Linked DNA regions of Homo sapiens: region 2 is linked to region 1. A link is a loop called in an ENCODE intact Hi-C map of the cell type or tissue named here. Cell type or tissue: ascending aorta. All regions are shown on one strand. Each heading gives the region's core, and the rest is flanking DNA. Links, peaks and the distances in the headings are about the cores only.

Evidence for each region. Peaks named below come from ENCODE experiments on the same cell type or tissue, not always from the same donor. Only the 100,000 strongest peaks of a DNase experiment are listed, where the experiment ranks them.
Region 2: it touches region 1 in a loop (3-fold over the local background); 14 of 110 quality-filtered maps call a loop at or near these places.

Annotation. Positions count from the first base shown.
Region 1 is chr12:123,055,155-123,070,154 of GRCh38, reverse strand. All of the region lies in intron 2 of PITPNM2 (phosphatidylinositol transfer protein membrane associated 2), which reads left to right. Among named protein-coding and RNA genes, the nearest start is that of PITPNM2-AS1, 19 kb to the left of the region's middle. RefSeq lists enhancers at 3,812-4,313, 4,472-5,334, 11,160-11,661. In ascending aorta, for the core only: a CTCF peak has its summit at 6,438; DNase peaks (open chromatin) are centred at 5,594 and 7,081; H3K27ac peaks cover 4,904 bases.
Region 2 is chr12:123,106,809-123,121,808 of GRCh38, reverse strand. PITPNM2 (phosphatidylinositol transfer protein membrane associated 2) reads left to right here. Exons shown (of 26, transcript NM_020845.3): 2 at 11,321-11,424. Among named protein-coding and RNA genes, the nearest start is that of PITPNM2-AS1, 33 kb to the right of the region's middle. RefSeq lists enhancers at 1,756-2,569, 2,570-3,383, 13,886-14,626, 14,465-14,674. In ascending aorta, for the core only: no CTCF peak of the experiment used is centred there; a DNase peak (open chromatin) is centred at 6,118; H3K4me3 peaks cover 442 bases; H3K27ac peaks cover 2,082 bases.

The sequences.
Region 1 (15,000 bases), core at 3,175-11,174:
CAGGGCATGGCGACCTCTTGCCCCAGGCTCAAGGCTAGTAGAACCTCTGGACTCGTCTGTCCCTGGGCTGTATCTTATCAGCAGACTCTCCTGGCTGGGTCTTGCCAACCTGGGGACTCTTAGCTCCTTGCCAGTCACTCAGTGAGCCCCTGCTTGTCATATGAGCACCGGGTGCAGAGCCCCACTGCTGGGCAGCTTCCTGAGTGCATTGCATCTGGCTTTTCACTGTCACCTTGGGAAACGGTCAGGGCAGATGACCAGAATCTGTTCCAGGAAGGGGCCTGGAAGTTGGGTCACCTGCCCAAGGTCAGACAACTGTTCTGGGACAGAGTTTGGAATTAAAATCTTTTATCTAACAAATATTTGCTGGGTACCTACCTTTATTAAGCAACTGCTGTGGCCGAGCCCTGGGGACACAACTTTGAACAAGGCTCGGGCCCTGAGCTCCAAGGCAAACATGTGGCTACAGTGCAGTCTGATAAATGCCAAAAGGAAAGTGGGCGCAAGGTGCCCGGGGTGCTGACTCGGCCCACGGGGCTTGGGAAGGCTTCCAGGGGGCCTGGAAGGCGAGGAAGCTTCACCTGGGGGAAGGGCTCTTTGAGCACAGAGGACTCTGGCCATCTGATTCCAGGCCTATAGGGACCCCAGCAAGCCCAGGAGAGGTGTGGACTCTGGCCTTTTCTTTGCTGCGTGGCCTGCAGCAATCCCTGTCCTGTCTCCAGTCTCTCCATCTGTCTGCAGGGGAGATTGTACCAGGCCCCGTGTTTCATTCTCTGGAGGGCTTCCTGATAACCTCAGGAGATGTGTTTAAAACGCAGGTTCTGAGGCCTCTCACACAGAGGTTCTGATTTAGCAGGTCTGGGAGCAGCGCATAGGAATCTGCATTTTTTTCCTTTTTTTTTTTTTTAGAGAGTAGGTCTTACTCTGTTGTCCAGGCTGGAGTGCAGTGGTGCAATCATAGCTCACTGCAGCCTCCTGGGCTCAAGTCATCCTCCTGCCTCAGTCCCCTGAGTAGCTGGTTCTACAGGCACAATCCACCACTTCTGGCTAATTTTTAATTTTTTTGTATAGATGGGGTCTCACCATATTGCCCAGGCTAGTCTCAAACTCCTGGTCTCAAGCAATCCTCCCACCTCAGCTTTCCAAAGTGCTGGGATTAAGGGTGTGAGCCACTGTACCTGGCCCTGGAATCTACATTTTAAACAAGCTCACTGGGTGTTTCTAAAGCAGCTCATCCCTGTACTTCAGTTTGAGAAAAGCTGGACTTAACCATCTTGGCTCTGACATTATCAATCCTACAGTTGTCCTGACCATGTCCCTTGAAGTGGGCAGAGCCTATGGTGTTGGGGTGGTGGAGGTGCCTGGGGTTCGTAAGTGCTGGAGCTCTCTGAGATTCCAAACTCTGCAGAATCTCAGAGAAACCCTTGGTCATAGTCCTAAAGCTTCCAAAAGTCTTGGCCAACTCCCTCAGCTCCCCATTATGGGAGGGTCTCCAAAAGTGGAGACAGGTAGGGGATGCTGAGCCCCTTGGGGTTAGGGGGCTGTTAAGTATTTCTCAGATCTCGCTTCAAGCATTTCTGATTAGAAAGACCTGCAGTCCCTGCGTTAGTTCTTAAGGCTGTCTGCTTAGGGCTGGTGTGCCCAAGGATTATTTTTATTTATTTATTTATTTATTTATTTATTTATTTATTTATTTATTATTTTTTGGAGATGGAGTCTCGCTCTGTCGCCCAGGCTGGAGTGCAGTGGGGCAATCTTGGCTCACTGCAAGCTCCGCCTCCCAGGTTCACGCCATTCTCCTGCCTCAGCCTCCCAAGTAGCCACCTCACCCGGCTAATTTTTTGTATTTTTAGTAGAGACGGGGTTTCACCGTGTTAGCCAGGATGTTCTCGATCTCCTGACTTTGTGATCCGCCCACCTTGGCCTCCCAAAGTGCTGGGATTACAGGCGTGAGCCACCGTGCCCGGCCGTGCCCGTGGATTTTTAGCAAAGCTGAGCTGGCCTGACCTGACATGGGGGCCTAGAAAAAGCTGTTCAGGTACCATGTGGGGAGGTGGAGAAAGTGGGGAGGCTGGGCAGGGGGAGGCCAGTGCACTTTGGGCCACATGACTACTTCCCCTCAAGTGTCTTAAGAGCCTGGATGCAGACGGGTTTCTCACCGTTGGCTCCTCGCATGCCCTGAGCTAATTGGGCTGCAGCCCTGCTAACAGCCTGGTGACAGGCTGCCTCAGTCCTGCCCAGATGCTAGTGTCACCCTTCCAGCCAAGAGACCCATTGGCTGTTCTCCTGCAGGGTGCCCGGAGCAGGAGACACTAGCTGACCTATATGTGGTCAGCTCAGAGTGTGTCCTGTTTCCCAATGCCACAAACCCAATGTACTAGTTTCCTGGGGCTGCCGTCACAAATGACCACAAACTGCATGGCCTAAACAGCAGAAATTTATTCTCTCACAGTTCTGGAGGCCAGAAGTCTCAGATCAAGCTGTCAGCAGGACCACACTCCCTCTGAAAGCTCCAAGGAGAATCCTTCCTTGCCTCTTGCAGCTTCTGGTGGCCCCAAGTGTTCCTTGGCTTGTGGCTGCATCACTGCAGTCTCTGCCTCTGCCTTCACATGGCCTTCTCCTGTGTCTCCTGTGTCCTCTCCTCTTCTTCTTTTGCGTGTGTGTGTGTGTGTGTGTGTGTGTGTGTGTGTGTGTGTGTGTGATGGAGTTTCACCCTTGTCTCCCAGGCTGGAGTGCAGTGGCACAATCTTGGCTCACTGCAACCTCTGCCTCCTGGGTTCAAGCGATTCTCCTGCCTCAGCCTCCTGAGTAGCTGGGATTACAAGCATGTGCCACCATGTCCAGCTAATTTTTGTATTTTTGGTAGAGACGGGGTTTCACCATGTTGCCCATGCTGGTCTCGAACTCCTGACCTCAGGTGTTCCACCCACCTTGGTTCCCAAAGTGCTGGGATTACAGGCATGAGCCACCATGCATGGCCATGGCTGTAGACTCTCTCCTCTTCTTATAAGAACACCAGTCATTGGGTTTTGAGCCCATCCTCAATCCAGTATGATTTCATCTAGAAATCCTTCACTAATCATATCCACAAATACCCTATTTCCAAATAAGGTCACATTCTGAGGCTCTAGTTAGATGTGAATTTGGGGAGGGGGCTGCACTATTCAACCCCTTGCACCCAGCAGGCAGAATGTCACCAGATAAAGGGCAAACCTACTGCACTGGCCGGGGAGTGTGGCCTGGCAGCGGGTCCCAGGAAACACACCCAGGGCTTTTAGCAGCCTCAGGCCCTGTCATCAGCAAGGGCGACTTTGCCTCCACGAGTAGAATCAGAGAGCCCAGAGCAGCCGAGGGGGTCCAGTAGGCAGCCACTGTGGAGAGGGTGTACTAGTCAGACACGTATTTTAAGGTGTCCTGGAGGAGAAAGGCTGCATGTGGCTCCAAAAAGTCAATCAAGACCCCAGGTTGAGTCCCAGTGGGGCAAACTGTTCAGTATAGGAACTTTCTCTAATAGCAGTACCTTGTAGCCCATCCCAGGGGGTGGTTAAGCCCCTCTCACAGGATGGGCATTGCAGAGAGGAGTCTGTCTGTCTCCCAGCTCTCAGTCTGTGCTTGTCTCAGAGGTTCATGCCCCCACCCCCAACAGCTGTGGGGTGAGGTCACGGACTCACTCCACAAAGGCAGTGGAGATGATGGTGGCATACATAGCCAGACCCCTGCTCTTGCTCCTGGCTGGCTCATGAGTTTGTGGGTTGTGGGGAGTACCCACAATGCTCAGTCTTCAGGGCATCTACAGTGACGGCCCCTCACCCTCTGCCCCTGCCTGCACCAGCCCACTCCGTGTGTTTCCCAGCTTGGTCTTCTCTACCCCTCGTCAGGCCCTCCCCTTGCTCGATCTTGACACTTGGCCTCCTTCCTGGCCAGGCTGTCTGCCTGCATCCAGCCCTGGCTCCCTGAGCTCCTCTCGGATACATCACTGGGCACATGGTGGAGTGGCCATTTCAACACATGGCACCTGCAAGAGCTTTCATCTCCTTCCCCTGGCCCATCGCAGATGAGACACACTGACACCTCAGCTGTGAAGGTGACATTTGTCTACACACACGCACACAAACGCATACAGGGCTGGATACAACAAGGGACAAGGCTTAGGCCTGCTGCAGACCTTGGGTGAGTCTCTGCCCCACGTCTCCAGCAGTTAATGAAAGACAATCTTGCTCTGGGAAGCACTTCCTGCATCTGACTTCTAGAAGTCTCTGCTGTCCAGGATGACAGAGGGTGCCCCTGAATGCAGGAAGTGCTGAGTGTTGCCAGTACCAGTGCCCCTGTGGCTGCCTGACCACCATCCATTCCTTCCCATCCTCCTGCTGTGAGAGAACCAACAGACCACCTTGGGGATGATGTCCCCTAAGGCTCCCAGGCCAGCCCAGGGTGCCTGTTGGGGAGCTGCCTCCTCATCCTCACACCCACAGGCTTTACATACAATTAATCATTTAAAATGAACAGCCCTTCTGAGCTTGCTGGCCTCCTGCAAGTCTCACACCAACTTGCCAAAATCCTTTCCCTTTTCTGGGCCCCTTGCTTTTACCTGTCAAAAAGACATAATCTGCTGGGACAAGGTGTGTCAGCTGCTCCCACAGAGCCTGGTGCCTTGGAAATGCCCCATAAATGGTTGTTCCTGTCTTGCATCCTCCTGCCTCTCCTGCCAGCCCCGTTGGTTCCCCATTGACTCCGTCTCCAGTGTCTGCTGTGCACCTGCTCTGGGCAGAGCCCTGTGCGCTGTCCCTGGCACCAGGTGGCTCTCATGCTGCCCCTGCAAAGCAGCAGCTAGAGATGAGCTGAGTCCTGCTGCCTGCCCCATGACAGTGACTGGAGGGCTATGGGGGAACCCTGGATGCCATCGGGGACCTCTTCACCCTTTCTTCTGGTTTTTTGGATGCTCTCGGAAAGCCTTCTGGGTGGCCCCTTGAGCTTGACCTCACAGACCGATGAGGCAGCTGCTCCAGGCTCAGCACTGCAGTTGCACAAGGATGGACAGGGCCTTGTGCAGCCGTCCAGGGGCCTCCAGCGGCTGTGGGTGGCAAGTGCCTGCAGAATGGGGGCTGTAGCTCAGCTGTCCCAATGGGAGACTCTGAGCAAGGCTCTGAAGGGTGAGCAGGGCATGGCAGGCCCAGGCTGAGGACATCTCAGGTGCCCAGTGCCTCACTGTCACCTCATTTAATCCCACTCAACCCTCCAAGGTGGGTGGTGGTCCACAAATGGGTACACTGAGGCCTGGAGCAGGTAAAGGACTTGCTCAAAGACAAGGCTTGAATGTGAACGTGGTCTGGCCCCAGAGCTAGTCACTCCCTGTGTCCTGCTGCATCTGATTCATTGTGTTGTTTGTTTCCCACTAGCTTTTTTTTGCAGGGTGAGGGTGATGTGCTTACCCCCACAACCTTCCCTGATTTTCTCCTGTTCCTGCTGTTGTATTTGGGGCTGTTCAGTGCCTCCTCACTTCCCACCCTGTTGACACAGGGGTGTTGCTGGGCTCGTTTTGTTTTTGACCCAGTCAGCCTGGCAGGGAAGTGGCGGGCTGTGCGCAGAGCTTCCCGAAATAGCCCCAGGCTCCCCGCCAAAGATAGAGGAGCCAGACTGTGCGCGATGGGCTTGGGCCAGTTGAAAGATGTCTTGGTTCCCTACTCCCCTCAGCTCCCCTGCCCTGTGCCACCCCCAGCCCAGGTCTTGATGCTCCTGCACATACCTGTGCCCCGTGGTGGCTGAGAGCCTCCTGTGGGCTGCAGGCCTTGGGGTGCTGGTTGGGATCGGTTTGGTGTCACCCTGGGCCCAGAATGAGGAGTTCTCATCCCTTCCCTGCTACTGACTTGCCCGATGACCTTGACCAAGTCCCTGTCGCTCTCTTGGTTTCCATTTTCCAATTTGGAGTGGGGAGAGTGCGTCTGTCTGCCTGCTGGCAGCGTTGCTGGGAGGGTCGAAACAGTGAGCAACGGCCCCAACCCTGGGAAGGCTGGCAATAATGCATAGTGACAAAATGATATCAATGATTTGTTTCCCCTAGTCCTGACTGTTTTGAGTGTGGGGACACAGTTCTTTAGCAGGGCTGATCCCCAGCATCACCATCACCATCACCATCATCATTATAGTAATAATAGCGGCTGCTGCTGTTGCTTGGGTGTTGTGTGCTGGGTGCTTTACATTGATTGTCTGTTAATTTATTCCCCTTACTACCCTATGAGGTGTGTGTGGTATTGGACTAGGTCCACATACCTATAAAATGAAGGTCCACATACCTTCACCTATAAAATGAAGAACTGAGGCTCAGAGAGTTTAAGTAACTTCCTTAAGACCAAGTGAGGGGTGGAGCTGTGTGATCAGAGCACCATTCTGATGTCAAAGCCTGAGTTCTGCCTGCAATGCTGTGACCCCTCCTCCAGGGGTCCCTGCTCTAGGCTTTTCCTTCCAGACCTGGAGCCTGGTCTCGTGGGGGCTGCTCTTGGCAGCCAGAGCATCCAGTAGGTCTCATCTGCATTCTGACCAGAGAGCCCTGGTGTAGGACAGAGACCCACAAGGGGCTCTGCCTCCAAAGAGAGCCCTGGGGGAGAGGGAGACGCTTCTGGGACTGAAGGGGCCACTTATTTTAGCCCCCTCTTTTAAATATTATGCATTTAAGCAACGTCACAGAACAGAGTCAGCAAGCACTTCCTAAGCACCAGCTGTGTGCCAAGCCCTGGGGGCTCCTGTGTGCCTCTCACCAAGCCCAAGAGGCCTGTTTCACTCAGACTTTGCAGGTGAAGAAATGCAGCCCAGCCAGGGGCGCAGGCCACCTGCCCAAGGCCACCTATCTAAGGCCACCGGCTGGGCAGTGGCAGTGCTGGTACCAGAGCCAGGTCTGCCTGGCATACCTGCCCCTTCTCCACACTGCAGAGATGAGGAAGCTCTCAACCACCAAGCCCTGCCGTGTTCCTCATTCCTGCCTACCCTTGCTTGCCCAGTCACAGGCCTGGAAACACAGGCCTTGCCCTGAGCAGGGGTCAGCGGGCCCTGGGGCAACACAGGTTCCGTCAGCAGAGCTGGGCTCTGCGTCCTTGTGGACCTATGTGCCCGCAGGCCTGTGTTATGAATATATTTATAGGCATTGCTGTTTGTGTGTGTGTGCACATTTGCTTTCGTGTGTGACTCATCTCTTTGGACTGTGTTCCCCAAGGTCACAGGGCCTGGTGAGTTTTAGAGGCAGAGCACATGTCACCCCTCATCTGTCCTGCATTGGTAGTGGGGTGAAGCAGGGGTGATATGCAGTTGGTTCACACAGATATGTGGTGAAAACATTGATGTGCAGATCCACAATTCCTTATCCTCAATTCCAAAATCCAGCACACTGAAAACCAGACACTTTTTTGTAACTCATTTGGCAGCAAAATTTTTCCTGAACTGAGGTGAGGCTATTTATAGTCCAAGTGAGGCTATTTATAGTCTTTATGTATTCTATATTCATGTCTTTCACTGCAGAGAGTTCAATGTATTTGTTTATTGGATGCTGCTGAGATATGCAGCTTTACCTGTCTAAAGTTCAGGATATTCTGAAATCCTAGATACATCTAGCCCCAAGAGCAAGAGTGCTGTACTTTTTTTTGCTGGTAAATAGCCTCTGCCCCTGCCCCGTCCCCCTTATTGTCCCTTCCCTGGGATTTCTGGAGCTAAGTGGGCAATGCTGTCCACAGGCACCTCCAGGATTCCCCCAGCCCCACAGCCAGCAGCAGTGCCCAGGGGTTAGATATTTTTAGTATTCCTGTGGGTGACAGAACACATCTTGGTTGCCAGGCATAGTGTTCTACCCCCTCACTGGACGTATTACCACCTCCCTTTACAGATGAGTAAACCAAGGCTCAGTTGCAAGTATCAGATCTAAGGACGGAGAGATGAGAAGTGCAGGCGCTGGACCCCAAACTTTCCCTTCCACCTGGCTGCCTGTCTGGGAGGGAGTCTGGGGACTCAGGAACCTGTCTCCCTGGATTTGTTGAAATGGGAAGCAGCAAGCATCAGGGTCCCAGGTGCACCGGAGGGGAGCAGACAGATGCAAGCCAGGCTGCTCTACTTGGCAGGGAGAAGGAGGAGGAGGAGCAGGGGCCCCTCAGTTGCTGCAGGGCCTCCCTAGGAACTTACCGCCTACCTCTACACCGTAGTTCCTGCTTCTCAGAGTCCCTTTGTTAGAACACCTGTGCCTTCCTCCGCACCCAACTCCATCTCTTCCCAGCAGCCAGCCCTCATAGCTGCTCCGGCTCTTGGGTCTTTCCTCCAGAACTCTCTGAAGCCACTGGCACATAGGGAGATGGCATAACTTTGTCCAAACTCTGTCGGCAGCTGTTCTTGGGGACCCTGCTAGCAGCCACCTTCTCCTACAACCTTCAGAAGCTCCCTTGGATGCAGGAGCTTTGTCAGGGCCTGAAAGCCCCAGGCTTCCCCCTTTTTCTGACTCCCCAGTGTACAAGTTCTTTCCCATTTCCTGTGAGACGCATCATCTTGTGATGACCAATGACTCCCACCATCCACCACATTGACCCTGGCTCAGAAGCCTTTGGTCTGAGAAGCTTCTTGCCCACTGGGACGCCTCCTATCCACCCTGCCCAAGCCATGCCTGACGTGCCATAGTGCAGTGAGAGGGCCTACTCTTGGACAGTGGAGAGATCTGGGACAGGGTTATGGCTGTAGTGGTTAACCATCCTTGGATTGTAGGCACGTCAGCAGACCTCTCCAGAGCTTGTTTCCTGTTTCCTCATCTGCAGAGTGGGCTTAGGGTTGGCTGCCCTCACAGAGCTGTTGATGAGGATTGGCCTTAGGGCAGGCATCCTGCATAGACCGTGCCTTGTCATGAGCCCTGTTACCCTTCCCCCATTCCACTAGCAGGGTCTTTCTTCCTGTATACCCATTAAGGGGTCAGAAAGTTTCCCAGAGCTGCCGTGAGTGTAAAGAAGTCAACTGTGACCCGTTGTGAAGACCTTTGGGTTTAGAGGCAGAGGCTCTGGGCTCTAGTCCCACCCCTGCCCTATGTAGATGATGGATGGATGCATGGGTGGATGGATGCATGGGTGGATGAATGCATGGGTGGATGGATCAGTGGATGCATGCATGAGTGAATGGCGCGGTAGCTACATGGGTAGATGGATAGGTGGATGCATGGGTGAAGGGATGCATGGGTAGATGCGAGTAGGGATGCATAGGTGGAAGGATGAGTAGATCAACTGTCTGCCCTTTTCTGGGCCTTAATTTTTCCATCTACCCAATGATAGGGTTGGATTGCAAGTTCTTCAGTTTCTGAGGTTTGTGACCCCACCTATGTCAACCTGGCACCCTTAAGGACTGCTGCCCCCTTAGGTGGTGACCTATAAGGAGGACCGTGCCTATACCCAGGGACCCTGGAACCCTCTCTGAGCTCCACCTTCCACCCTGCCTTGGGCCTTCCCAGCTCTGACTTGGTACCCTCCTTGCAGCCTCTGCGCTCCTCATCCCTTTCCAATAGGAGTGCAGTTTTCTTCTGGCTCTTTTGTTGACAGAATCGCTTGTTTATTTGTGGTGGGAGAGTCTGTATATCCTGTGTGCAGTCACTTCCCTCCAGGCCACTCTGCATTCATGCAGGATGAGCTGCTGAGTGAGCATTGGGTGGAAGTGTCAGGCGCTGGGGGCTTGGCAGAGGGACTGTCACAGGGTCAGGGTGGCTTTACTGCCAAGGTGGCTCTTGAGTTAGGTCAGGAGCTAGGTCAACTTAGTAGGTCAGAATTTCCCGGTGGAGGTGGAGACCCAGGTGATGGCACCCAGACGGGCTGGGTCCTCACGGGTGAGGGTGTCAGTTCACCAGCCTGTGCAAAGACTTCCAGTGCCAAGGCAAGGAGCTCAGGGTGCTTTGGTGAATGAAGGTGAATTCTTGAAGGGTTTTAACCAGGAGGTGACCCAGTCAAGTTCCTTCTCCTGCAGTATGCTGGAGCATCTTTGGTTAAAAATAAAAAAATAAAGGTCAACATGGAAAACTCACCCTCGATTTGTGCTCTGAGCCCTTGGGGCCTGGGGGTTGATAAAAAGAGCCAGGATGCTAGCTTGCAGAAAAGGGAGCGCTGCCAGGACTTGGAGAAAAAAAGGAAACTGATACTTGGAGTTCTGCCTGACCTTTCTTTCCTCGTTTCTTTTTAGGTGAAATTCAGTAAGCTTAAACATGTTAAAAGTGCACAATTCGGTGGCATATAGTATGCATACAAGATTGTGCAGCCACCACCTTTATCTAGTTCTAAAACATTTCCATCACCCTGAAAGGAACCCCTGTCCCTTTTAAGCAGTCACTTCCCATTCCTCCCTCCCCACAGCTCCTGGCCACCATCTGTCTGCATCCTAGCTCTATGGATTTGTCTATTCCGGATGTTTCATAGCCACAGAATCAGGCATACACCAGACTCTGGGCCCTTTCTTAGGCTCTGCCTTGTCCCTGCTGTGCTACAAGCTCACCATTTATTTCCTGCTCTATGGCCCTCAAGCCAGTCCTGTGTGCAGCCTGGGTGGAGCTCCCAGCTTCCCACTGTCCAAGAGAGAAGCTCAGATGATATGAAAACAAATCAGTCAAGCTTGTTCTGGGGGAGAAGTGGGCCTCCACCCTTCTGGGGGCATTAGTGGGTGTGTATGGCCAGGTGCTAAAGGGCCAGAAGGTGGTAAAGCTGGGACAGTACTCCTGACTGCAGAGAGTACAGACCGAACCCTGGAAGTGAAGTCACAGAGCCTTGTGGGCATCTGGCTTCCCAGGCAGTTCCTCCCTGACCTTCTCTGGGCCCTCTGCCCCACATCCGAGACCTTTTACCAAATTCAGGCTATGTAGCTCAGTGCTGCTACGGAAAGGGGCAGGGGCTGAGCCACACAGGAGGTGGCTGGTTGACTCACTGCTCTCCAGATGGCCCTTGGAAGAGCCCCCAGAAAAGGTCCCATGCTTGTGAGCTCCTCCTCTCTGACTGGAAACACATGGGCTCTTCAGCCTGTGATATCCTTGGTTGGCCTTCTCCCTGCCTGGTTCTCTCCCTGCCTAGATGCTGACCTCTGCCCCCACAGCTGTGCCTCTCCTAAGTACTTATGGAGATCTGTAGAGCACCTCGCTGTGGGCTTGGCCCTGAAGATGCAGAAATGAAGCAGATGCGGGTGCTGCCCTGAGCTTCATGGTTTGGGCCCAGACAATGGGAATGGGGTGTGGTGGGAGCTGGGGCTGAGGTGCTCTCAATGCACCTGGGCACTCAGCTTTGCCCAGAGTAGTCTCGGAGGGCTTCTCAGAGTGAGTGCTGTGTAAGCTGATTCTTAATAGACACTTCGAGAATTTTCCAGGTGGACCCCGTGGGAAAGGGCTTTTTCCACAAAAGAACCAGCAGGGGTTGAGCACTTGAGCAAATGCCTCAGGCAACAGTTACCAGCTTCTACAGCGCTTGGGGCCTTGAGCAAATGCCTCAGGCAACAGTTACCAGCTTCTGCAGTGCTTGGGGCCGAGGTGTAAGAGGCAGGTGCTGCTCTTGAGGGCTTTGGAGCTGAGGACCGCAAACAGGGAACAACAAGAATGACAGCAGGGAACAGCAGGTGAATGGTGGAGTGAGAGAGGCCCTGGAGAGGCTGTGGGTGGGGCATGATGGCTTCCAGTGACATTCTGGGGAGCTGGCAAACATGGTTGCATCTGCATTGGGAAGATGTCCTCTAATGGTTTCTAGAAGGAGGATTTCAGAGGAACCAAACTGGAAACATAGAGGCCAATTAGAAGGCTGTCTCTGACACCCAGGGAGTGCTGGTGAGGGCCAGAATCAAAAGGGATGGAGGCAGAAGGCAAATTAGAGGGAGACATAGCAGGTGTTCTTCCCATGGCTCAGCCATGGGTGACTTGGAATTCTTGGGGAGGGGACCCCATGGTGGCATTGGAGACGGAGACCTGGTATACACCCTGACCACCTCCCTGGCAGCCCTACAACCTTGGCTGAATTGTCTGATCTCACCTGGCCTTGGTTTATCCTTCCGACAAAATGCCCAAAAAGAAGAAGTGAAGAACGTGGGTTCGTAAGTACTTTGAAGAGTAAAAGGTCAGGGGATGAAGGCATAGTTTGTTTTTTGCTGCCTAGTGGCCCAGAGAGGAGGTAGCACCTGTCAGGTGTACAGGAGGGGTCCCTGGGACTTGGGGCCCAGCTGGCACGGAGGGTCACATTCCAACCTCTGGATCCCTTGGATCTGCAAAAGGGTTCCAGTTCCCCTCTCCAACTCTGAGAGCAGCTGCACCTGATTCCCCCAGGGCCTTAGCTGTACCTCCTCCTCTGTGGTTAATAATTCAGGACAAGCCAGATGGCTCTGCTTTCCCCCTCCTTCTTTCCCATAGCCTCCTAGGGCTTGTTCCTCAACTAGGGGTGGGCGTCGCGGTGGGGAGCCCAGGAGGCTCAGCCGCTTGTAACTCAGATGAACCGTCACCACCAGAGCCTACAGCCTCTATGTGCCCTGGGGCTTCAGGTTCTGGCCGGGCGCCCCAGCTTTGGTGTCCATAGGCCCATTGCCTGGGGAAGTGGAGAGAGCACTTAGAAACCACAGGTCCTGCCTCCCGCCCAGCTCTGATTTCAGATGCGGTCTTGTCTACGGCACTTTGTAAATACTTGTAGGGTGAGGAGACCAATGGTACCATTTGCACCCTCAGAGACATTCTTTCCTTAGTTCTTCTGAATGTTCCTGTTAGGAAGAAGTTCTTTTTGTTTGTTTTTGAATTTAAATTTTTTTTTTTTTTTTTTTGAGATAGAGTTTTGCTCTTGTTGCCCAGGCTGGAGTGCAATGGTGTGATCTCGGCTCACCGCAACTTCTGCCTCCCGGGTTCAAGCGATTCTCCTGCCTCAGCCTCCCGAGTAGTTGGGATTACAGGCATGTGCCACCATGCCTAGCTAATTTTGTATTTTTAGTAGAGACGGGGTTTCTCCGTGTTGGTCAGGCTGGTCTTGAACTCCCAACCTCAGGTGATCCACCCGCCTCGGCCTCTCAAAGTGCTGGGATTGCAGGCGTGAACCACCACGCCTGGCCTGAATTTAGATTTTTAACCTGAAGTTGCCCTGAAGATATGCTCCCCGGTTAGGAAGGAATTCTCACACACACTCAGACGCGCTTTTCTCTTTCACATTTGGGATCCGAGGCTTCTGAGTACTCTGACTTGTCCAAGGCTGAGCAGCAGATCGGTGGCCTCTACTCCCAGTTCACACCTGCTTGGTTCCCATTCAAGGCCAGGGGCTAGACCTCAGTGAACTGCCACCTCCTGGGTCTGCAAAGTCCTGCAGGGACCTGCAGGTTGTCCCCATTCTCTGTGATTCTTAGCACCCATCTTGATAGGATCTTGGGCACAGGACCCCTGATTGGGCTGGGTATGGAGAGAGCCAGGCCCTGAGGCTATCCCAGCCCCTGGCCTGGGGCATCCCGGGAGAGGACAGGGACAGTGTCCAGTGTCACCCAGTGCAGGGAGAGACTTTCTTTGTCAACCCAGGAGGGCTTGTTAGAAGAAGAGGGCCGGGCAGCTCAGCTCTTTCCCTCTTCGTGTCCGGCAGCAGGAGGCCACTCCTGGGTCTGGGCCTCCTGGAGTTGGCAAGAGCTGCTGACTGAGAACCTGACCCAGGCCCATGAAGGCAGTGTCCAAGGTGAGCCAGCACAGTGGCCGTCCACATACCTGTATGCTAAGGTGAAGCCACCGCAGTGAGAAGCTGGTGCAGAACATTTTGGGGCAGCTCTAAATAGAAAAGGATTTTGTCTCCCGGGCAACGTGGACATGAGACATAAGCCTACACGCCTCCATGTAGGCTCCCAGACTGCCTGAAAGCTCCGGCTAAGTTCTCCAGAGCGCTCAGGTGATAGCTCTTCTTCTCAGACGAGTACTCTGAGGCCACTGTCATGCCAGACATGTAAGTGGCCAAGCTTGGCCTGACGCTGCAGTCACTTTCCACTGACCTGCAGCTGTGACTCATCACCACTGCCTTGACCTCAGGGCCAGAGCCTGGAACTCAAGCTGCAGGGCTCCTAAGAGTGAACTCAAGGAAGCCCAACTGGGCTTGGGACTGGGCAGTGTTCTAGGATCCAGGTGGAGCAGAGGTGAGATTAACACCACAGGAAAGAACCCCAGGGAGAGGCAGAGGCAGGACATTGGCTGGTGGAGTATGAACACATCATAAAAAGGTGCCACTCTATTTCTTTTCGTCGTGCTTTCACTAACATCTTGCAAGTGTGTGTGTGTGTGTGTGTGTGTCTTCAAACTATGATATTAGTATATTGGGGATGCTTTTATGGAGGGGGCTTGTGGGGAGTCACCGTTCCCTCTGCCCTGTTTGCTTCTGCTGGGGAAGGGAGCAAGATGTGGGTGGCTTAAGAGAGCCTGGCAAGAAGAAGAATTCTCACCCAGAATCTGTTGAAAGGATCTGGTTTTGAAGCTGAATGGAAGATCCCATAGCCTGAGCTACCCTCACAGTGGTCCAGAAACATGTGAATCTGAGCCAAGTCTACTGATGTGTGATTAATTTACAAATAGGCGTGCAGAGCAGAACGGTGTGTACACAGGAGCCTGCTGTTCCTACAAAGCTGCATCAAGATGTCACTGAGTTGGGTTTTATTTTAGTTCCAAGTATTGTATCTGTTTAGCACCCAGCCAGCTTGGTGCCGTGTGCACGCTGGGCAGGCTGAGCTGGTGGCGTATACTGCTTCCTTAGACGGGAGAAGCCTTTGAGGTAGTTCCAGGCCCCACGTGCTGGGCCCAGAGCAACTCCTCAGATTCACAGAAAGAGCTCATATTTCATGGGTGGTCATTTGGCAGAAAGAGTCTGCACATGATGAAAGGGTGGCACGTTGGGAACACTGGACTTTATGTCGAGCTGCATCTGCCCTTTTCTCCAACCAGCTGCAGCGTCTTTCTCCTGACCAGATTCACACCACGTCTTCTGTGGACTCAGAGGACAGACTTCGAGACTTCAGAACCATCATACAAAGAGA
Region 2 (15,000 bases), core at 2,484-10,483, 52 kb before region 1:
ACTCAAGAGGCAGAGGCGGGAGGATTGCTTGAGGCCAGGAGTTAGAGACCACCCTGGACAACATAGACCTTTCCTCTACTAAAAAAAAATTATGTTAAAGTCAGATGTAGTGGTGCGTGCCTGTAGTCCCACCTACTCAGGAGGCTGAGGCAGGAGGTTTGTTTGAGCCAGGAATTCAAGGTTGCAATGAGCTGTAATCATGCCCCTGCACTCCAGCCTGGATGACAGAGTGAGACCCTGTCTCAAAAAACAAATAAAATAAAATAAAAATAAAAAAGTTATTATGGTAATTGTTATGTTATGCGTATTTAACCACAAACACAAAAAAAGGTATAATTCACTGTAGCTATCATCTCATGAACAAAAGGAACACTAAGAAGTAGGAAAGATCTAAGAATAAAGAAACTAAGTGGAGCTTTTTGATTTTTGTTTGTTTGTTTTGACACACGGTCTTGTTCTGTTGCCCAGGCTGGAGGGCATGATCATGTCCTACTGCAGCCTCAAACTCCTGAGTTCAAGAGATCCTTCTATCTCGGCCTCGTAAAGTGTTGGGATCGCAGGTGTGTGCCACCATACCCCACCAAACTGGAGCTCTTTGAACAGCTTGGCCCATTAGCCATGTTCTCATTTCTCCTTGAACCGGTGAGAGCTTGGCCAGGCCTGGCGCTGACCTGCTCACTGGGGTTTGGGAGTCAGCAGAGAGGCCTCTGAGGGCTGGAGCCAGAGTCAGCTCCCCAGAGAAGGAGCCTGGGCTGGGCCTGCAGCAGCTGTGTGTTCTGAGAAGATTCTATTCTCTAACTTGGGAGACCTGGGGCTGTCTCATTTCTCTGTGTTTAAACAAGAAGTGTGTCTCTGGCCTGCTGCCGGATGTTTTGGAGGCTGGTTCAAGTGAAGCACCCAGTGATCTGGGTGTGGTCTTCGTTATGCTTTTCCATTTTCCCCAGGGGCTCAGATAACTTTTGCAAAAAGAGCAGGTGAGCAGAGCAGATGTTTGTTTAGAATGACATGGTGGCTCAGAGTAGGTGCTCAGAGAGGTTGTCCCTGCTGGGGCTGTGGTGTCTGACCAGCAGGGAGGAGCTTTGCAGAGGTATTGTGTGGCCTCTGCACAGCCATCCTGCCCTAAGGTGCTAGGTGTTGTACCAGCAAAGGTCATCATCCCAGACTGTAATTACTCTCAGGAAACATGTGCCACTACATCTCAGTGCCTTTAGAGGATGTGGATGTGAGCTCACTCTCACTGGCCAGGGTGTGACTGACAGTGAATTAGCTTTATGCCACATCTGGCTGAGGGCTCTGACTCTTCCATGATCCACTCTCCATATGAGAGGTCTGTGGTCATCACTCTACTTGCAGAGAGAAAGGCACTAGTCCTATAGAAGACCAAGGAACTCCTATGGCACTCTTGACAAGGAGGCTGCTGCCCTGGGCCAGTGCCTCCCAGCCAACCTGTGACTATTAGACCAGAATGCTGCTTAGACACCTGTTGTCTTACCCCTCCTTTCACAGCCAAAACACAGATTCCAGGAGGTGAGGGGCCGTCGAAGCTCACAGCCAGTTGGAGTCAAAACTGGCTCTTGAACCCAGTCCGTGAACTCAGGTCCTGAATGCTCTGGTTGGGGCATTTTAAATCTTAGAGGGTGTTAGTTATAAGGTGACCTTAAATCTGCGGGTTCATATTTGACAAAACCAAAGCCAGGCCTTTGCTGCAGGTGTGCCCTCAGAAAGCCCTTGTCGGCTATGCAGCAAAACCCCGGCAGGCCATACAGGCACCTGTGATGAGTTTCCCTTTGACTCACTGGTTGTCAAGTAGGTAACACGACTTCACCATACTCACAGGGCAGTATGGTTGCTGAGCTGACACAGCCTCCTCACGTGGGTGGCAAGCGTATGCTTCCCATTAAGAAAATTGCTACTTTTGAACGGGCTCCCAACAGAACTTTTTCTTGCTTACTAAAATTAAGAAAATAATAATAAAACAAGCCACTCAACACCCCAAACTCAAAAAAAAAAAAAGAAAGAAAAGAAAAAGAAGAAATATTTAGCATTGACCCAGAAAAAAAGCCTCTGTATTCAGCCTGATATTAGTACTCATGGAGCCACATGGATGGAACGAAGAAATTTTCATTTAGGTGTGATTAAGATCACATCCTCAGCCAGGCGCGGTGGCTCACGCCTGTAATCCCAGCACTTTGGGAGGCCGAGGCGGGCGGATCACGAGGTCAGGAGATCAAGACCATCCTGGCCAACACGGTGAAACCCTGTCTCTACTAAAAAATACAAAAAATTAGCCAGGCGTGGTGGCGGGTGCCTGTAGTCCCAGCTATTTGGGAGGCTGAGGCAGGAGAATGTTGTGAAGCTGGGAGGCGGAGCTTGCAGTGAGCCAAGATGGTTCCACTGCACTCCAGCCTGGGTGACAGAGCAAGACTCTGTCTCAAAAAAAAAAAAAAAAAAAATCACCATCCTCTATGCTTCTAGATAGAGCACAGCCTTTAGTTGTGCTACCTAATCCTTGTCCCTACCTCCCGAGCATGACAAAGCTTAGGCAGAAGCTGCTTCAAACACAAATGAACTGTGCTGAATTTTCCTCTGAGCATTCTCAGCAGTCCCAGGAGATCATTGGAGAAATCCCCCAGGTGGCCACAGAATCAGAGCTGTCTTGCTGCGTTAAGTCTTGTTGGATCACTTGAGTCCTGAAGAGGCCCTTGGTAAAGGGAATAGTTAGGCTATTGTCATCAACGCTGAGCCCAGATACATCTGGGAGTGGGAGCTGGAGATCTCTGCCCCTGACCTGCAGGTGACTAAAGCTGACAGTGGACACAGGCCACACGGACACAGCCGAGTGACACTGTTTCACGTCCCTGCAGCCTGGCCTCCATCAGCACTAAGGCACAGTATTTGCGGAAGGGCCATGTGTTCGACAATACTTACCATGTCCAGTAGCCAGATGGTCTAAACAACCCATCAGTGGTATGGTATGTAAATATTTTCCATCATTATCATGGTGCTGCCGTGTTGACATTAACGAGGATGAAGAATTACTCTGAGGAGCTCTCCGTTAAGAGCCAGTCAGGCCGCAGGCGGGGCTGCAAAGCTGTCCGTACACCCTGGAGGCTGACAGCTTTCCAGGCTAGCTTGGTTTCCTCTTGCTTCCTCCTCCCAGGCACAAATTCCCTCACACACTGGCCCCGTGGACATTCCCCTCAGAACTCTTCCCAAGCACAATGTCTGTTTCTCATCATGAACTAATGTTTTCCACTATTGGGAAGAGCTTTGTGACCCAGCATATTTCCCTCTTTGCTTTGCCTACCAGGAAGCACACAGCTAAGATTTTACTCATTTGCTTTTAGATTGTTCTCAATTTAGAGCCTTGATAGAGATTTTCTCCCTCCTGTTTGGTTGCTTTCTTTCTTTGCTCATCTCATGTTTGGTGGGAAAATGTGGTGAGCCTATGTTGTAAGGTTTTTGGAAGCAGGCAGTATGGATAGAGCTTGAGCAGGTTCCCATCATGATCGCAGAGTACAGAACTGGTCTGTATCCAATCTCCCTGAACTGTCACCTAGACTGGTAGTTCTAAGAAGGCTAAGATTAGACCTCAGCCTAATTCTCCTGTGTATCTCCTACATATCTGACAATTAGTATCAATTTGGTGAATGTATTAGTTAAGTAATGCTAACTGCTAGACAATTCTCTAGTCTCAGTGGCTTATCACAATAAAGGCTTATCCCCACTCTTGTCTTAGTTGAATTGCATGCTCTGTGAGTGGCCTCCATGTGGTGAATTGGGGACCCAGGATCCTTTCACACTGTGGCTCTCCCATCCCTTGGGGCTCCCCTGGAGTTCTCCAGTGAATCTGTGCAGTCAGCTGGCTGGTAAGCAGAGAAAGAGGGAGCATAGGAGATTGCATGGGGCATTCTGGGGGCCAGGCTTTGAAGTGGTGGACCTCCCCTACTCATATAACTAGTCCCGTAGCCTCACCTAGAGTCCAGGGGGCTAAACATATGATTTAGGGAGAGGAAATTGGACCATGCCAGAGTCTGTCATAGTGAGATATTGAACAATGAATGAACAAATCCATGAAGGGCACAGAGAGCAGAGCAGGGCTCCAGGGGCACACGTCTGAGGAGCCCAGTGAGCACTTCTGTCTGCCTTGCAAACCTAGATGCAAGTCATTGGACTTGATGCAGGGCTTTGGATTACAGGTCAGTATTCCCTTCTGTCCAAATCATAGGATTGTAGAATGTTGGAGCTGAACTGAGAACCCTTTCAGAGGTCATGAAGCCCAGCCTCCTCACTCTACAGATGGGGAAACAGAGGCCCAGTGAGCCGAGCTGACTTACCCAGAGTCAGCAGCCAGAACTCTGGTCTCAATCCCATGCCAATGATCACTTCACTGCACTCAGGGAATCCCATCCATATCTCTGTCCACAGTGTGCAAACCCCTGCTCTGCACAGATAGAGAGTCGTGTAATTAAGTGACAGCTTGAGTTGATCATCTGATGGCCAGCTTACTCCGTAGGATCACTGGAGAAATTCCCCAGCCTCACGACCGCTGTTTGAAACTCAGCACCGGCTTCATTTCAGCATTCACTCCATTGGGATATTGGGAGTGGAAGACTACTCTCTTCCTAAGACTCATTTAAGCACTAACGTCTCTCAGCAACTCTCATATGTGAGGATACAAAAGGTCTTCATGAGTCTTATGATGGAAGTAGAACTTCCTGCAAACCCGCTAGAGAGCTTGGCCACCATCAGTTACCTATTGCTGCTTAACAGAGTACGTCCAAACATAGTGATGCAAAATGCCATTTTATTTATTTGCTCACAGTGTGGCAATTTGGGCAGGGCCCAGTGGTAAGGTTAGCTCATCCCTGTGCCACTGGTGTCAGCTGGAACAACTTGACTACTTGGGGTGGGGGACCCATTGACAAGGTGGCTGGCTGCACTCCTGTGGCTGGTGAGATGGTACTGGTGCTTGGCTGTATCTGCTAGGGCTGCTGGCTGGAACATCCGTTCCCCTCCTCATCACCCGTTGGGCAAGGTACAAGTGGTTGGCTTCTTACCTGGCTTCAGCTTCCCTAGAGTTCAAATGCAGAAGCATCCAGGCTGCCACCACCACTTCATTCTCCTCACTCCTCTCCTGCTTTTTTTTTTTTTTTTTTTTGAAACAAGGTCTTGCCCTGTCACCAGGCTAGAGTGCAGTGACATAATCATGGCTTACTGCAGCCTCAACCTCCTGGGCTCAAGCAATTCTCCTGCTTCGGCCTCCTGAGTAGCTGAGACGCAGGAATGTGCCACTGCTCCTGGCTAATTTTTGTATTTTTTGTAGAGATGGGGTTTCTCTATGTTGCCCAGGCTGGTCTTGGACTCCTGGCCTCAAGTGATCCTCTTACCTTGGCCTCCTGAAGCACTGGGACTACACATGTGAACCACCACTCCTGGCCAGAATGTCTGTCTTTTTTAAGGCTAACATTCCATCATGTAGATAGACTACATTTTGTTTATCTGTTCATCTGTTTGTGGATGCCTGGGTTGTGCCCACCTTTTGGCTATTGTGAAGATTGCTGCTGTGAACATTGGTGCAGAAATACCTGTTTGCATCCTGCTTTCAATTCTTAGCCAGGCCTCCCTAAGCTTAGAGATACAAACCTGGCACAGTGTTACTTCCATCCCATACTGTTGGCTAAAACAGGCCACAAGGCCAGGCTAGATTAAAAGGGAGGGGACTCCACGAGGGCATGGCTCATTGAAGGCCACCAAAGTAACAGTCCCCGGCAACCACCCTGGGAAAAGATCTTTGCAGACCCATTCACATAAACCCTTCCAAAGCCTGGCTGTGCTCCTGGATGCCTCTGGAATATCCAGGTTCCCATGGCCCAAGCAAGGTCCTACTGGAGCCACTCAAACCAGAACCCAACTGTTCCCTCCCTTGGAGAAGGCTGCACGCTTGTGCTGTGTTTTGTATTGCTGATGGTGGTGCCTCCTATTACATAATCTGTTATTCTGTGCTGCACAAGGCCCTGGTTACTTGTCAAAAGTTTCTAAAAGCCAGCTGTATCAGCTCCAGGCAACTGGGGGTGCTGCCTCTCCCTCATAGTATTAGTCACTCTGTACTTAGCTAAATTTAACTTTTTATCATCCAAATGATATTTTTGTGGGCTTGGGATTTTACATAATGCTACCAACTGCTGCAGGCTAAGAATTTCTCCTCTTTGTTATGCGTGTGTGTATGTGTGTGTGTGTGCATGTGTGTGTGTGCGTGTGTGTGTGCGGGCGCGTATTGGGTTTTTTCCCTCCATCAACTTCTGCATGGTTCAGCAAGGCTTGTTCAGTTTCTCTTCCCCTGCTCTGCTTTCCCAGGTCTGGGTTTTGTTCTTTGGGCTCTGCTTTTGCCACTTGCCAGCAGAGAGAAAAATCGCTCCTAACAGTCTTTTAATGGCCCTGCAAATGCTTCCACCTTCACTGGAGGTCTCTCCACTTTGAACGTCTCTGAGGGTTTCCCTGCTGCCTCCAATAATCTGGGCTTCTGAAAGAGAAGCTCAGCTCCAGAGTACAGTGTTTGTTGAAGAAGATGGAAGGGAGGGGGAGTAGGGTCATAAAATAAGAAATCCAGCCAGCCAGCCTGCCCAAGGCATGGGGTCCATGATGCCAGCTCCTCCTCTTGGCCTGTGGGAGGGTGGGTAATGGTGGAGGGTTCAGAGCTGTTCTTGGGAGAATACAGGGAGGTGGGCGGGTGAGAGGATGGAGACCCAGCCTCAGAAGGGCCTGGAGCAGCATGCAGGGAGCTGGAGACACATCTCAGCCACCTGACTTTCCCTGAGTCCCCACTGCTCAGAGGCTGTAGCACGCCTGGCCCTCATGCAGGGATCTCGGGTCTACACCGTAACTGTGCCTGGGAGGTGCCTTCCTTCATTTTCCGGAGGAGGAAGCTGAAGATCAGCTCAGTGAGGTGAAGCAGCGGTAGTAATCACAGCGGCAGCAAAACACTGAGCACTTACTGTGTGCCAGGCATGGTGCTAAGCACTTGCTTTCTTTAGCTCATCGACTCTTCAGCCATTCTATGAATTAGGTACCAGTATCCACTTTCTTTTTTAGATAGGGAAACCAAGTCCCAGAGAGGTTAAGCAGCTTGCTTGAGTGAGGCCTCATAGCTGGGAAATGGAGGACCACATTTCAGAACCTACCTACCTCCAGGACTCCTCTTGCCACCCAGTTCCGTGGCCTCTTCTAGGCTACATGGCTTTCCAAGGGGCACACTGGGACAAAGGGGAGAAATGGCACTTGGACTGTGCTCATTTCCTGGCGTTACTGGGCTGATTCCAGCCTGATTCCGGCCTGATCTAGTTGCCAGGTTCCTCCCATGCAAGCTGTCTTTAAAATAAAGCAGGGTGTATATGTATAGGCGGTCTCTGGGAGGATTCGCCAGAAACTGGAATTTGCCTTTGGGCAGGGAACTGGGTGCTGGGGAACAGGGACAAGAGAGAAACTTACTCTCACCCTCTAACCATTTTATCCTTTTGAGTTTTGAAGGTTTTCAAAATACAGATGCATTACTTGTCTTAAATTAAGTGATGTTATCTTATTAAAAAATTAGGAATAACTAGGTGTATACCCAAAAGAATTGAAAATAAATGTTCACACAAAAATTTGTACAGCGATGTTCACAGTAGCATTTATTCACAATAGCCAAAAGGTGGAACCAACCCAAATGTCCATCGATGGATGAATGGATAAACAAGATGTAGTGTATATAATGGAATATTACTCCATCATAACAAGAAATGAAATACCGACACAAATGCTATAACATTGGTGAACCTCAGAAACATTATGCTAAGTGAAGGATGTCAGACACAAAAGGATACATATTATATGATTCCATTTATGTGAAGTATCTAGAATAGGCAAACCCATAGAGGCAGAAAGATTAGTGGTTGCCAGGGGCAGGGAGGAGGGGAGGATGGGAAGTGACTGCTTATGTGTACAAGTTTTCTTTTTGGGGTGATGAAAATGTTCTGGTATCAGATAGTGGTGATGGTTGTACAACATTGTAAGTAGACTAATAACCGTAGACCTATATACTTTGAAAGGGTGGGGGGGTTTGTTGGGTTTATAGATGGTCTTGCTGTGTCACTCAGGCTGGAGTGCAGTGGTGTGATCACAGTTCACTGCGGCCTTGATCTCTCAGACTCAGGTTACCCTCCCAACTCAGCCTCCTGAGTAGCTGGGATTACAGGCATGTGCCACTACACCCAGCTAATTTATGAATTTTTGTAAAGATGGGGGGTCTCACTATGTTGCCCAGGCTTGTCTTGAACTCCTGAGCTCAAATGATCCTCTGCCTTGGTCTCTCTAAGTGCTGGGATTACAAGCATGAGCCATGGCACTTGGCTAAAAGGGCGGGTTTTATGGTGTGTGAATTATATCTAAATTGAAAAAAATTAGGAACCATGCCTCCAGATGGAGTCAAAGGCCATGCATGGTCTGTTGTCAGCACTCTGGACAGTTTGCCGTGGTTCCACCTACCATACGTATGGGTCTCTCTCTACCCATTCCTTAGCCACCTGCCTCACAGTCGCCATGTCAACGGAGGCTGGAGACAGCAGTGTTTAACTTCGGCAGCACTACCCACTCATTTGGAACTTACACTTTCCACAAGGGCCAGCCTGAGACGTGTGGACGTCTGGGCAGGCTAGTAGCTGGCACCCCATCAAACTGGTATTCTTTAAGTGTTTGTTTGACATTTATTTAGTGGGGATGAGGAGAGACTGATATTCTATTAATAGGAATCATATAGAGAAACAGATTCACTTGCTAATTCACTTTCTTGGACTGAAACAGAGTCAGGGATCTGAAAATTTTTTAGGAAAGCAATTCTGACTTCTGTTGTTCTTGTCCCCTAAGGTATCTTTTTGTTTTGTTTTTCTTTCCCCTGCAGTTTTCCAAATCATTCAAGCAGTATATTGAAGATTTAGGCTGGGTGCAGTGGCTCACGCCTGTAATCCCTGCACTTTGGGAGGCTGAGGTGGGCGGATCACGAGGTCAGGAGATAAAGACCATCCTGGCTAACATGGTGAAACCCCGTCTCTACTAAAAATACAAAAAAATTAGCCAGGCGTGGTGGCAGTCGCCGTAGTCCCAGCTACTCAGGAGGCTGAGGCAGGAGAATGGTGTGAACCCGGGAGGCGGAGCTTGCAGTGAGCCGAGATAGCACCACTGCACTCCAGCCTGGGTGACAGAGCAAGACTCCATCTCAAAAAAAAAAAAAAAAAAGTATATTGAAGATTTGGATTTAAAACTTAAAGGAATGAAATGACATTTGTTCCTGGGAAACAGCAACACGATGTATTATTTGGTCTTGGATGCCCTGCTCCCCTCCAGGACTGTGACTACGTGTGTATGGAACGTACATTACATGCAACAAACCCCAGCAAGGAATTGTGTTTTATTGTGACTTTCCATGTCCCCTTAGGGCAGTGGACAGATTCACTGTTTACCATTTATGTGAGGGGTCACTGGAGGAAAACTGAGTTAGCCAGCAGCACATTTTAATTTCTTTCCAGGGATGTTTTGAGCCCCCTGCCCCTAGAGGTCTGTTCCCCAAGTAGCTGCCTACTGGGTTGGCTCCTTAGCCTGACCCTGCATTCACTTTTTTCACTTTTAATACTTTTAGTCAGAAACATAATTCCCTGCAGTGCCTCTCTTTGCGTTCTGAGAGTGCTTTTTTCTCATAGCCCCTGTGGATCTAATTCTGTGGGGTGTGAGTCACCACTGCCCTTCTCACCCGCCGAGAAGCATTGTGGTGGGCTGGAGCGGGGCTGGTCTACCAAATCTGGCTCGCCATTGATGGGTGCGTTACCATGGCAAACCCTCAACCCTCTCAACAGCTTTCCTCACCTCGAACATGGGGAGACTTCAGAGTTGCTGGCCTCAACTGTGGCCTACGGTGGCATGTAGAGGCAAGGCTGGAAGGCCAGCTTGCTCATGGTCACTGGGAGGGCTGGGACCTGCATCCACTCTGCTGTGGGTGCCTGGGCTGTTTCATCTGTTCCGGGGGTTGAGTGTGTATGTGGGTGTGTACATGCAGCCGTGGAGACAAGGGGCTGGGGCAGGACAGCGATGGAGCCTCAGTCCCACAGAGGAGCCTGCACGGGGGTGGGCATGCAGGACGCGGTGGCGGTGGCGGGGTTGGAAGAGCCGCCCGCTCCCTGCAGCCACACCTCCCACTGCTGTGTATTGCTAGCTATCTTCACACCTCCCCAATTCCACTCTCCCTCCTCTGTCTGGCCGTTCACTTGGCAGTTGATAACTTTGCCATCCCCAGCCACCATTCCATTTCCCTTTGTTAGGGCTGTGCTTGCCCCTAGCGGGCATGGACTGGTGTCTGAGGAGACCCCCACCATGCCTGTCCTCAGCTCCTAAAGCAGGGTTGCCCTGGAATTGGGCATCAGTTCCTGAAACACTCCCAGCTTCCATAGCCAGCAGATAAGCAGCCTCTCTGTCATGGTCATTGGAGAGCCCTGTAGGCTGCTACCTGCTCTCTGGGCCCAGGGTCAGGAGGCTTGTATGTGTGTCAGGCAAACAAGAATGTGTGTTGAGCTGCGAGGTGGGCTACCCGGCTTGTCTGTGGTCCCTGTAGGAGCCCTGGGTTGGGTAGTGGCTTCAGTGGTACCTGTGAAGACTTTGTCATCTCTGAGGCTGTTGGACCTGCGACTCTTTGGAAATCCATTTCTCCACCTTTTTCATTTTGTTTTGAATGCTTGTCTCTGGCCTCTGGGTAGTCAGATCACACTCTGCCCAGCTGGAGGGGCTTGCTGGAAGGCTGGAAGCCATTTGCATCACCCCACAATATGACCATGCCCCTGTCCCGGCATCAGGACGCCATCCTCTCGGACTGTGTCTCCCACTCTTCTTCCTGCATTACCTCATTTTCCAGCCTCCTCTCTGCGGTCTGAAGTCCTCCAATCCCAGTGGGGTTCATGAGTGAAAAATCAAGGTTTGAGACAGAGCTCCAGGGGCCTTTGAAAATAGGATGGCTTATGGTGTGTGCTGGTGGTCTCAGTTCCCACTCCCTGAGCAGTTTTCCTAAGTAGAAGGGGTGCCGGGCAATGTTGGGGTGTATCTGTCACCAATTCTGAGTTAGACACTTGCTTCCTGAATCGTCCTGGGCTGGGTCCCTTTGTAAAATGGAGACACCTTTAGTCAGATGTCCCCTGTTCAATCCTCTTGGTCCATCGGCATTGTGGGTCTCCCAGTTGGATTGGTGTGGAGTGATCAGAGTCCAGGTGTCTCACCTCCTCTCCCATTGTGCTTCTCCCTGCAGGATGCTGGCACGTGTGTCCTGGTCCTCAACAACCTTCTGTGAGCCTAGGGACCCATTTCTCCTCCTTTGACAGGGACATCAGTGGAGCCTTCTCAGACCCACAGGTAAGGCCGTCCACCTGTGCAGTAGCACCCTACTTCCCAGAGCTGAGGCCCTGCAGGCCACCCTGGCCTTTGGAGTTTGAGGGTACGGAGACTTTATTGCTGTTTCCCTTTTCCCCTAAAAACCGGACTATTGTTGGGCGCAGTGGCTCACACCTGTAATCCCAGCACTTTGGGAGGCTAAGGCAGGAGGATCACTGGAGGCCAGGATTTCAAGACAGCCTCGGCAACATAGTGAGACTGCATATCTCTGAAAAAAAAAATTAACTGGGTGAGGTGCCACATGCCTATAGTCCCAGCTACTGGGGAGGCTGATGTAGGACGATCACTTGAGCCCAGGAGTTCGAGGCTGCAGTAAGCCATGGTCGCACTACTTCACTCCAGCCTGAGTAACACAGTGAGACCCCGTCTCTTAAAAAGACACTATAAACCTGACTTTATCTGATTAATGTGGGGTAGATTGTATTTATTGATTACGCTTTTGCAAATATTGACTTCTTTTCACTAAATACGAAAGACCGATGTTCTGCCTCTGGTAGCTTTCGATTCCAAATAGGATAAAAACTGCTTGGGTCAGCCTTTGAGGCCCCAACGGCTGCTATTCTCCTGTTTATAGAGCACCCCAGAGTGGCTCTTTTCTGTTTGCTCTTGAGGCTTAGCCTGGCCTGCTCTACCCTTAGTACATGGAAGAGGACAGGCAGGAGTTATGCTTCTTCTGTGCCTTGGCTGGGAAGCTCAGGCTCTGGCTACTCGCTGGCTTTGGCAGAGAGCAGAGGCTGGGCTGCTGCCTTGCTCAGCTGCCCGCAAGTCATGGTCAGTGGCCCAGAAACAAGCATGAGTGTGGTTTTTAATGCACCATCCCTCTGGATGTACAGTGAGAAGCCAAGGCTGAGTGGAGGGTGGGCCTGAGCCTCTGTCTTGAGTCTCAGGGAGTGCCAGGTCTAGAGATTGAATGGCCCAGGGAGTAGCAGTCTCTCCCCTCCCACCCCCAGCTGGCAGCAGGAGCCCCTGGCCTCCCAAGCTTCTTTCCATTTCGTATTTCTTTGTCTCAGGCACAATCCCTGGCCTTGGCCCCATTTTCCATGCCAAGGCCTTTGTTGGGTGGAACAGGAGGTAAAGTGATTTTTCCTTCTTTTTTTCCTAAATGTTGATGAACCCTTCTCCTGTTCACTCATTGGCTAGTTTCAGCTTTGGAGGCACGGAGGATGGATGTTCCATCAAGGGAAGCTAGCAAAGCTGAGGTGAGGATGCTGGTGGGGGTAGGTTTAATGTACCCAGCCCCTGCTGCATGGGGCTAAGTCCCACAGTAACCATGAGCAGTGCCTGTTAGGGTCCCTTTTTACACAGGAAGCCGAGGCTCAGAGATGGCAGATATCAGCTCCAGGTTGCACAGCTAGTCAGTGGTGGGATTGGGATTGGACCCCGAGTCTAGACCTGGAAGCACATGGCATGGTTTTTCAAATTTGGCCTGTGACTCACAGGGCCCTTGGTTCAGCCCAGGCTCAACTGTTACTTGCTGTCTGATCTCGGGTAAGTCCCTTCCCTTCTCCGGGTGCCCTCATCCTTGCTGGGAAGATAGGGCACGTTGTGATGGGGCCTCTTAAGTTGCCTCTGTGGCTCCGTAGTTCCAGGCTGGCACCGTGGACTGTTATCTTCTCTAATTGCTCATTCTTTTCAGTTGCTGTGAAAAGGCCTCCAAGTGCTAAGAAGAGAGAGTGCTATGTTGTATTTTTTGTTTTTCTGTTTTGTTTTAATTCACTTTCCAAGGTGTCCCAGCTACTGGGAGTGGATGTAGGGGAGGGCACATAGTAACACTCAGCCCTGACTTGCAGCTTCTCCAGGGGTCACTCGGGTTCTGCGGGGTTGGGGCCTCGTGGTTGTCCTGTTGCCAAAGGTCTTGGCTGCCAAGTCGAGGCAGGGCCCGGTGAGAGCTCTTCTGCCCTGCATGGCCTGAGCACTGACATTGCTCTGAGGGACGCTGCTTCAACACAGCCTTGGTCTCCTGTCTCCTTTCTTACAGGAAGGAGGTTCTATTCCTTCTTAACAACTGCATTCCAGAGTGCAGTGGCTTTGCAGAGACCATGGCCTTGCAGCTCACCTCATCCGAAGGTCTTCACTTAGACCTAAAATGTCTTCAGGAATTGTTCTGCTCCACTCATTTGTCCATAAAGTATTTATTGTTACTTAGTTTGCACCAGGGACCATTCCAGTTGCCAGAGACGCCACTGTGAACAAAACAGACAGGCATCCCTGCCCGCGTCTAGTTTATATGCTGGTACATTCTCTGCGCTTTGCTTATGCAGTTCCAGCATCCTGAAATTCCCTCTTCCCACCTCTACCTGTCAGGTTCCTGTTTCACCTTCCAAGCCCATTTCAAACAGCTCCTTTCCTCTAAATTTCTTTGCAAGGCCTGGGTCCGCATTAGCCTCTCCTTCCTCCCTCTGTGCTGTCACGGCATACTGCTTGGACCTCAGAATTCTTGGCATCATTTTCCCTGAAATATTTCAGTAAGTGTCTGTGTCTGCTGTTGACCTGGGAACCTTGTAATGTGGGAGACTTGCCTTTGGGTGCCATCCTTTCCCCCCAGATCCTGGACTAGAGAGCTGGTACCACCTGCTTTTCCCAAAACCCTCCCCTAGAAAATGGCAGGCCCCATGTGAGGATGATTAGGGTTGCCCCCTCCATGCCTCTGCACCCTGCTTGGGAGTTTGTGGCATAGTGACCACCGGGCCCTGGTAGCGAGAGTCATGGGGTGGAGGGAGGCCACACTCCCTGGGGTTCGCTAAGAACGAGATCTTTCCTTCTCCTCTCTCCTCCACAAGGGACTGAGGAAGGAAAGGGCTCAAGGACCAGGGTTTATTTTTAGAAAAGCTCCTTGCTGTGGAGGAATCCAGAGCCCTTCCTTCCAGAAGGTGGGGGTGGCAGGTGGTGGGTGGGGTAGCTGGGGTTGTGTCTCCTACTGCCTGGCTGTCTTTCACAGTAGGGGTCTGCCTTAAAGAGGAGGGTCCCAGCCAAGGAGAATATTTGCCCTTAGCCCTCACAGTTGAAGATGTTTGCCATTCGGCATTGGTGAGCAGAGCTTCTGGCATTGCCATGAGCTTCAGTGTCCCTTGGGCAAGAGCTCAGCGGGGAGGGTCCTGGGCCCAGGCAGTGGCTTCCTTCCGGACTCCCCGTGGCTCAGGCAGGGAGGGGCACTTCCTGCCATTGTCTCTGTGACAGGCCTCAAAAGGTCACTGTCTCCTGAGGAGAAAGAGAGCTCATGACATGGGCAGGGCCTCAGACCACAGCAGCAATGACACAGACTTTCCAGGGCACGTCCCCACCTCCCCATGCTGTACCCCCATCCCCACCTCCAGCCCCTTGGATGAAGTCCCATCCCAGGTGAAGAAGGGACTTATCTCCATCCGTAGCAGCAGCAGAGCCCTACCTGCAGCGAGGGCCTTGCTTCCTAGTCCCTCCTCTCAGGCAGCCCTAGTCCCACATGGGAATGCAGGCCTGTCCGTCCCTGTGAGGTTTAGGTCTGTGATAAGTCTCGCATGTTAGAAGGCTGCCCAGAGAGCCCAGAGCATGGGGAGGTTA